2 separate regions of the Homo sapiens genome follow, and region 2 is linked to region 1. A link is a contact called in ENCODE Hi-C data. All regions are on one chromosome and are shown on one strand. The core of a region is the stretch at or near the end of the contact, and the rest is flanking DNA. Distances in the headings are between cores, read along the strand shown. Region 1 has its middle 180 kb from the start of LINC00670. Region 2 overlaps MYOCD (myocardin).

Evidence for each region. Hi-C counts contacts between places; a loop is a spot of excess contacts on that map. Pooled maps may share reads with other maps.
Region 2: a map of cardiac septum shows a loop between it and region 1 (2.4-fold over the local background). The contact joins two enhancer-like sites. A Hi-C loop is called at or near these places in 2 of 168 maps with a recorded cell type or tissue (aorta and cardiac septum) and 3 of 50 pooled maps.

The regions. Positions count from the first base shown.
Region 1 is chr17:12,363,793-12,368,587 of GRCh38, reverse strand. No RefSeq gene overlaps it. Among named protein-coding and RNA genes, the nearest start is that of LINC00670, 180 kb to the left of the region's middle. Within about 2 kb of position 2,612, at least 4 of the 41 ENCODE cell types and tissues checked have a DNase peak (open chromatin) inside an H3K27ac peak, as active enhancers do.
Region 2 is chr17:12,728,832-12,733,626 of GRCh38, reverse strand. All of the region lies in intron 5 of MYOCD (myocardin), which reads right to left. Among named protein-coding and RNA genes, the nearest start is that of MYOCD-AS1, 25 kb to the right of the region's middle. Within about 2 kb of position 2,291, at least 13 of the 41 ENCODE cell types and tissues checked have a DNase peak (open chromatin) inside an H3K27ac peak, as active enhancers do.

The sequences.
Region 1 (4,795 bases), core at 1,363-3,862:
GCACACACCTGTAAATCCCACCTACTCAGGGAGGCTGAGGCACGAGAATTGCTTGAACCCAGGAGGTGGAAGTTGCAGTGAACCAAGATCATGCCACTGTACTCCAGCCTGGGCAACAGAGCGAGACTCTGCCTCAAAAAAAAAAAAAAAAAAGAATGGTTGTGTTAAAACTCATTAATATAAGAAACTTTAGAGCTGTTGTAATCGCTTTGTAAAATGTGAGATGAATACCAAAAATGCCAGAAGCTTTGAATAAACCATTCCATGCAATAAAAAGGATTTTTTGCAAATGGAAATGCAAATGGGACAACAGAAAAAACTCCAGAGGTTGTTTGTTACAGATATGCAGCATTTCACAGAACAAATTTTACCTAAGAAACATGTAATCAAGGGGTGTGGAGAAGGGGGAAAAGGGTGATAAGTTTTTTCCATTTTAGAAGCAGGTCATTTTTTCAATTTAAATTTAGATTTTTCTATTAATATATTATCAGTAGGAAAGCTATTCCAAAAATAATTTGAGGAACAAGTTGTAAAAGACTCCAGAGCCAATTAAAAAAAAAAGACTATTTTTTAAAAGACATCAAATAAGTTTGATTCTGGGAGTAATGAAAATGTTCCAAAACTGTGGTGATGGTTGTATAATTCTGGAAATATACTAAAAAACATTGAATTGCACACTATACGTGTTTTAAATTAGTCGATTGTATGGTATGTGATATATGTGTATATTTTACAGAGTTTTATTTTAAAATATTTGATTGACAGATAAAATGGTAAATATTCAAGGTGATGATTTGATAAATGTATACATTGTATATTGATTGCCACAATCAAATTGACGAACACATCCATCACCACACATAGTTACCATTTGTGGGGGTGCTCACCAGGGACACTTAAAATCTGTTCTGTTATCAAATTTCAAAGAAGCAATACAGAATTATTAACCATAGTCACCATGCGTACATTAGATCCAGAGCACTTATCTATCTTGTAGTTGAAAGTCTGCACCCTTTGACCAACATGTCCCCAGTTTCTATGTGGTCAGAAGCGAGGCTGGCCTGTGAGAATTTCAAAGAACCCAGATGCTTACGGGGACAGATTTTTAACAGATCCTTGCGTAGAGTAGACCTTGAGATGAATTAGGTAGGATCCAGGGACAGTGAATCTTTTCATCTCTTTTATTTTCCTGCTTTTCCATAAGTCTGCCCTCCACTGCACACCATTCTTTTCCACAGTTGTCAATGTTGTCTTGATGATCTAGTCTTCTAAATCGTTCACAGTATTGAATTAAATATAGCACGAACTACCTGTTACAATTTTTTTAGTTCTCGATTCTCTAGTTAAAACGCTTCGCTTGAAAAACTGCTTATCGGCTGGGAGTGGTGGTTCACGACTGTAATCCCAGCACTTTGGGAAGCCAAGGCAGAAGGATCGCTTGAGCCCAGGAGTTTGAGACCAGCCCAGGCAACATAGCGAGACCTCATCTCTAGAAAACATTTTCAAAAATCAACTGGGCACGGTGGCACGTGCCTGTGGTCCCAGCTACTGGGGAGACCGAAGTGGGAGGATGGTTTGAGTACAGGAATGTTGAGGCAGCAGTGAGCGGTGATCACGCCACTGCACTCCAGCCTGGGTGACAGACAGAGGCTTCATATCTAACAAAAAAAAAAAAAAAAAAAAGAAAGAAAGAAAGAAAGAAAGAAAAAAAGGAAAAGAAAGAAAGAAAAAAAACTTCTATGATTTTTATTTCCTGACTTTTAAAAATGAAAAACTATGTTGCCTTTTTTTTCTGAGCAATAATAGTGTGTGCATGTGTGTGTGTGTGTGTGTGTGTGTGTGTTTCAGGAAACTTCAAGAAAGGTGCCATATGAAACATCTCAGAGTTTGATTTTTTGTTAATCTATAAACATGTTAGTTGGGGAGTTCAGTCAGGAAAACAGAAACAGACAGGTCATTTTCTTGATTTAAACGATGTCAAAATTATTTCTGGGTCTCAGATATTTGCGAGGAATCATGAGTATTTGAGCTCTGGCCACATGAAACTCATTTCACATTATACTCAAACTTCATAGACATGGTTCCTCCTTAAATAGGACCATGCCTTTAAAACCCAGAGTTTCAGACTTAGAAAACAATCTCAACCAGAGGGAGAATTCTTGCGAGGTCAAGAGACTCAATGTCATAGACATCTATGGTAGTGAACTTCTTTCATAAATCTTTGCCATGTAAATGAAGTCACCAAGCTTACTGGAAAATGCAGCTGAAACCCCCTATTTTATAAGATTGTGGTAGATTTGTTGGAAGGGGAATATGAGGCTTACTCCTCTCCTTTCCTCCCTCCCTCCTCCATGTAGAACAAACTGGCTCCAGGAGAAGCACTCCCCAAAGGTCCATCATTTCGTGAAGGCCTTTTTTTTTTTTTTCAGGCATGAGCTCATCACTTTCAGTTAAATAGTAATAAATGATTTGTAAGGAGCAACTTACATCAGTCCTTATAAATAACCACCCACTGCTGCATTTGACTTCCTTGAAATGTTGAGTCAGAGGCTGGATGCGCACAGGGTACCAGCTCTGCAATCTCTCAGTCCCTTGGTGCCAGACAAGTTCGAGTAAGCCTCAGAGCCTGCCAAGGGGACAAGGGCACTGCCTTTCACAGATACAGAACCTCTTTAGGCCACTAAGCCCTGGGTAGAAAAGGCAAAGGCAGCGTGGACCATGTTCCTGGGGTCATTCAGTTGCCATAGACTTTTCCTATTGCTTCTGCCATCAGTAAGTAAACTCTAATCTCCTTTCTACTCTCAGAGCCCTTCATAAACCACCTTTCTCACAGGCTGCTCTCAAGAGTCCTCAGATATAAAGGGCAGACATTCTCATTGTCAGCTACTTTGGGGAAGGCACTTCGTATCCCATACTGAGCAGTAATGTGTGCCTCCCTTCTCTGCTGCTGAACTGTGCGGAAAGCGAGTGACCTTAGTTACAAACAGGGCTAGAATTCAAGGCTTTGAAAGGGCAACACATGGCTTTTCAACTTAACCTATCAGGCATTGACCCCAAATTTTTATCAAAAAGAATGACTTATTAGAAAGAAGGTAAAGAATGGAGGCTGAGCATCAAAAGAACTCGACTTGAGGTTTCTCTTCACCCTTTACTAACCAAGGCTCTCAGCAGTCTTGCTCCAACTTGGCCAAGACATGCAAGCCCTGGACACACAGTGTCCTCCACTGTCAACTGAGATTGTCTAAAATGCCCCTTGCGCCCATCTCACAGGCTTATAGAATCACATGAGAGTGCCAGCACACTTTGGATATATAAAGTGGTGTGCAAATGTTAGGTAGATAGACCACAAACCCACGTAGGATCTGAAGCTATTTCCAACACACAGATACAGAATTCGTAGCTCTAGACTCATAGTGCCCATCCTGCAGTAGATTGAATTATTAATCCCAATCCCGTATGCCTTTCTGCAACCATGGTCTTGACTATATAACTTTGCAATTCTTTCAACTAAAGGCAGAGTATGCTTCCCCTAGGATGACCAACTATCCTGGTTTTCCCAGGACTGAGAGATTTCTCAGGATGTGGCTTTCAGTGCTAAAAACCAGGGAAGTCCCTGGAAACTGGGATGGATTAGACTCTTCCACTTCTTGTATTTGGGCTTGGCCAAGCAACTTGCATTGGCCAATGAGATTCTAGCAAATATGACATGGCAAAGTTTGAAATATGTTTAGGTGGTGATATTTGAGCTCCTGCACTTCTGCCATTGCTATGAAAAGAACTTTCCTCCTCTGAGTAGCTGCTGTCCTTTCTACCTAGGTCCCAGAGTGAACATATATAAAACAGACCTAACTGTAACCTGCAGCCCAGATGGGCCAGTCTGGATATAGCTTAGATTAGTCAACTCCCAACAAACACACAGATATGTGAATAAGAATTAATGTTTGTTGTTTTAAGCCACTGGCTGTTGGAGTGATTTGTTACATAGCAGTAGCTAACTGATATATATCATGTTTCTTCTGTTCAAGGCCACCTTTTGCTTTCTCTGTTCTCAGCAATTTGCCCTGCATTTTTATTATTTATTTTGGGAATGATAGATAAGAGAGATGGTTTGGCTCTGTGTCCCCACCCAAATCTCATGTTGAATTGTAATTCACAATGTTGGGGGAGGGATCTGGTGGGAGGTGACTGGATCATGGGGGTGGATTTCCCCCTTGCTGTTTCCCTGATAGTGAGTTTTCACAAGACCTTATGATTTAGAAGTGTATGGCATTTCCCCCATCTCTCTCTCTCTATCTCTCTCTCTCTCTCTCTCTCTCTCTCTCTCTCTCTCTCTCTCTCTCCTGCTGCCATGTGAAGATGTGCTTGCTTCCCGTTCACCCCTGTGCCATGATTATAAGTTTTCTGAGGCTCCCCAGCCATGCCACCTGTACAGCCTGTGGAACTGTGAGTCAAATAAACCTCTTTTCTTCATAAATTACTCAGTCTCAGGTAGTTCTTTATAGCAGTGTGAGAACAAACTAATGCAATAAGTCATGTTTTGTGGCATAGACTTCTCAGCACCTCTCTGTCTACTGTACAGAAGAAAAATGCTAACTTTGTGATTATTTGTTTTATAAATTGGAAGAAAGAATATATTAATGGATGAGTGTAAACCTCAGACACTTGGTGGTGTTATGATATATTCCCCTCAAAGAAGTATTCTGGATATCAGAAAGTGAATTCTTACAATTTTCTGTTGCTGGGACATCCATTTCGAATACAGGTTTAACTTTCTCATAGCAGAAGCAGGCTCAGT
Region 2 (4,795 bases), core at 1,042-3,541, 370 kb before region 1:
CAAAGTGCTGGGATTACAGGCGTGAGCCACTGCACCCAGCCTTCTCATTTCTTTTTAATAAATGAACACATTGTAAGGTCAGGTCTACCCAGTTATTTTGAGACTGAACTAGGACCACAGTATCAGCCGTTGGAATCTCAGACTCACCTGGTAGAGGGGGTGGCAGAATTAGTCATCTTTCCTGGAAGTCAGCAGGTGAAGCCATTGTATGGTTTATGGTACATCATCAACCTGCTTGGTTGATTGGGGGATAGGTAGGGCAGGGGTAACACAGAAAATGACCAACATCTCTACTATTTGGTTGTTTTTTTTTTTTTGAGATGGAGTCTTGCTCTGTTGCCCAGGCTGGAGTGCAGTGGCACAATCTCGACTCACTGCAACCTCCACCTCCCGGGTTCAAGTAATTCTCCTGTCTCAACCTCCCAAGTAGCTGGTCCTACAGGCACCTGCCACCACATCTGGCTAATTTTTTGTATTTTTAGTAGAGACAGGGTTTCACTGTGTTAGCCAGGATGGTTTCGATCTCCTGACCTCGTGATCCACCTGCTGTAGCCTCCCAAAGTGCTGGGATTATAGGCGTGAGCCACCGCGCCCAGCCTACTTCGTATACATAGGTCATATGCTAAGGCTGTCTCCAGAATTCCACAAAATAGCTGAATTTTTGAGATCTGAGGGACTGACTGTGACATCTTGCTTTTGAGGAACAAAGAAGGCAGGAGATTCTGGGAAGGGAGAGTCCCGATGAATTTAATTCGGACTTGCCTCAGTAAAGGGGTGGAAAGATTGTTGCAGCCCTGAAGTTACTACCAGTGAATCAGCCCTTTCCACTCTGACACCTGGCATTTGGTGACCCCAGGTCGAAGCACAAGAATGATGTCGAAAAGTCTAGAAGTTGAGTATCTGGAATAAAGGTGTAGGTAATCAATCCCCCTTTCCCCAGGGCTGGACGGAGCATTCCTAAATTGTTGCGTTTAACTCCAGCCTTCCCATTTTAAGAGGAGCAGAGACAAGCTGAGGTGTGATCAGATAAGATATGGCTAAGAGAAGAGACAGAAAACCATGAGAAAGGAGATCCTTGTATCTGGATGGGACACAATCAGAGAATCTGTCACGGGCCAGACTGCCTGGTGAGTGCTGGTGGTGGTTACAGAGAGGAGACAGCGATGCGAAGTTGTCCAAGAAGCCTCCCGGAGGAGGTGGGATTGAATGGAGCCTGAAGTGACTGTCAGCGGTGGACAGGACAGCAGAAAGGGAGAGGGGCGCGTCTGACAATGAAAGGATGGGGCGTGTGGACGAGAAATGATAGAGTGGCCATTAGCATGCTTGGGTTGGGGAGGATGACAAAGAAGTGCTTTCAGCCAGGGGAGAGGGCTATTTTAGGAGCCAACCCCTGGAGAGACATTGCTTGTAGGAGTCTCCCTTGCTTAAGTCAATGAAATGAGGAAACCATGAGTGCATGGAACTACATCCCGCGTACGGGTTTACACCTGCGTAAACAACCAGGATGAGTGCCAAGGCCCCAAATATGACTCCTCTCCGGTATCTAAAAAGCACAATGTGCCAAGTTAGAACATACTGACAGCTGCACTGAGGACCACTGGTCGCTGTCCAGGCCACAAGATCTCACCATGGGGGCCCCTGTCAATCACCACTCTTTCAGGGCTACAAGTGACTGGTTTAGATTTGCCACTGCCAGGGCAGAAGATGAGGGAAAGGGCAGGGAGCCCAGACACAGCTATAGACTTAGCTCGTCGCTGTTGATGGGAAAAACCTTAACAGTGGAGGGGCTCCTGTAAGTACATAGCAGTGGCTTCCTTTTGGCATGAACACCTCCTGTGGTGTTCGGTGTGGCCCACAAGGCCCTGGGTTCTGGAGTCAGACGCATTTGAGTTTGCTTTTTGGTTCTACCAGTTCAGGGATAGCGTGACAGTTGGCAAGTTATTTGACCTCTCTGAGCCTCAGTTTCCCCATCTATAAAATGGGAATCATCATCATAATAGCTAGCTTTCAGGGTTTCGAGGATTAGGTAATAACATATGGAAAGCACTGGGCCCAGTTCCTGACGTGTAAGTGATTAATAATTTCTTGCTGTTATTGTTGCTATTGTTGCTATTGTTTTTGGTAGGAGCATCTGTTTGTCTCAAGTTTAACATCATCAAAAATAAACAGACCACCCGGGAGGCAGTTTATCCTCTGGTCAGCTTTGCAAAGGTCAGCACAACTCCAGAACCAGAAAAACTGGTTGGTCCTGAGAGGTTCCTTCTGGGAAAGCAAAGGCGGCCCTTCCTCAGAGTAGGAGGAGTGTGGGTGGAAAGGCTGGCATGCCACTCCCTCTCCTTCCTGGTTCAAGCCAAGCCCATGCAGAGAGGGACAAAGGTCACCTTATCTGACTGCCTCTGGAATGACCAAGTCTCCTGGCTCCGTGGTGTGACCCTGGGCCTCCGCTCCAATCTTCCCCAGCATGAGGCTGGCTGGGAGCTGATGGAGAGCGGTGTGCTGGCTATTGTCCCTGCAGACGCGTCGGGGCTGTGATGACAAGGACCTGCTTTGGGAAGCCCTGACATCATCCTCTGGCTATGCTCGCAGGACTGGCTCTGGGCACTGGCCCCTTGGGGATCTTGGGCTGGTGACTCGGAGCCTCTCCTCTCCCTCTTGGAAGTGATCAGATGAATGAGTCAGCTGTACTTTCTTTGCATAAACATTTAAAATGCCAAGATTAAAGCAAGATAATTGGAATCCTAGTTACCTTTCTGTGAAGACCCACACCAAGGGCAGGAAACCATGAAGTAGAATATGAAAATGCGCCTCCTTCCTTATCAACCTGTGAGCTGGCCCGGTCCACTGCAATAGAAGCTATTTTAAATCATGGACAGACTACCTCCTGACATCCTGGAAGAGACTGAAGCAAAATTTGTGTCCTAAGGGAGAAAGTCGTACACAGAAAGGTAGCTATAGTTTCAGTGTAGCTGTTGCCTAAAGACATTTGCATAGATTTAGCATGTCATAGTCTACAGACTGATTGGACTATCTAACCAAAGTCAGAACTCACTGCTCTGGAAAGCGATCAGATGCTTTTATTATGGAAATGGCATAATAGGTAGATGTTGGAATGACTAATTTTTTTTACTCAGATCCCTGGCACTTTAGAAATTTGCCTTATGTCTTTTTTTTTTTTTTTTTGAGATGGAGTTTCGCTCATCGCCCAAGCTGGAGTGCAGTGACGCGATCTTGGCTCACTGCAACTTCCACCTCCCAGGTTCAAGCGATTCTCCTGCCTCAGCCTCCCAAGTAGCTGGGATTACAGATGCCTGTCACCATGCCCAGCTAATTTTGTATTTTTAGTAGAGATGGGGTTTCTCCACGTTGGTCAGGTTGGTCTCGAACTTCTGATCCCAGGTGATCCACCACCGCTCAGCCTCCCAAAGTGCTGGGATTGCAGGCATGAGCCACCACGCCTGGCCTTTTTTTTCCTTTTTTTGAGAGATAGGGTCTCACTCTGTCACCCAGGCTGGTGTGCAGTGGTTTGATCATAGCTTACTGCAGCCTCAAACTCCTGGGTTCAAGTGATCCTCCTGCCTCAGCCTCCCGAGTAACTAGGACTACAGGCATGCACCAGTATGCCTGGCTAATTTTAAATTTTTTTGTAAAGATGAGGTGTCACTATGCTGCCCAGGATGATCTTCATGTCTTTTGATACACCTGATCCTAGGGCCACACAAGTCAGGAAAAGCAGTTAACCTGTGTAAATACCTGCCCTGCGTTGCTCTTGAGGTGAATCCTCTAGGGATGAAAAATAACATTAGGCAAGGCGGGCAGATCACGAGGTCAGGAGTTCGAGATCAGCCTTGCCAACATGGTGAAACCCCATCTCTACTAAAAATACAAAAATTAGCCAGGTGTGGTGCCACGCACCTGTAATCCCAGCTACTTGGAAGGCTGAGGCAGGAGAATTGTTTGAACCTGGGAGGTTGCAGTGAGCAGAGATCGCGCCATTGCACTCCAGCCTGGGCGACAAGAGCAAAAACTCCATCTCAAAAAAAAAAAAGTGCTTTATCCTGTCTCCCTTTTCTCTTTGACAGGATGCTCCTCAGCCCCTCCCAGAGCCTCAAGCTGCCCTCAGATTTCTAGAGGCCTCTCTCCAACTTCAGCTCCCACCTGGGCATGCCCTGCCCACCTCTCAATGATGCCTGAGATGGCTTCCACAGAGGCAAAGCCCTTACTTCACAGGGCGGCAGAGGCAGACTCCAGGCACTTCCTTTCTCTCTCAGCGCTCACCCTTTCCTCCCGCCACTCCCACACGCTCCAACACTCCCAGCTCCCTGATTCTCTTGCCCAACTCTTTCCCAGAACCATCCTCAGCAAAGTATTTGTCACGTATGCCTCAGTGTGTTTCTTTACCCCAAGGGTGGTTTACTCTTTGGAAATTATTTCTCATGATGGAATGATAGATTTTGTTCATGAGAAAGTTATGCCAAAGCAAAATGTTCTTTTTTATGCCAAAGCAAACAGCCCTACCATCTCACTCAGGGCCATGGTTATTATCTAGCTGCCTTCAAAATGAACGATCAGAGAGGGTGAAGACTTTTGGTGTCTCTGAAGAATGACTAGATTCTTAGTGAATAGGAGGGTTTTGTTATGAAGTCTAAGCGTGGGGCACATTGGTGAGCAGTGACTAGCACAGGATCTTTTATAAATGTAAATGATAGAAATGGGTGACTTCTGGACCAGCCCCGGAGGGGCTGAATTATTGCTTTCTACATGAAACGGTCATGGTGATAAAAAGAACAAATTTAGG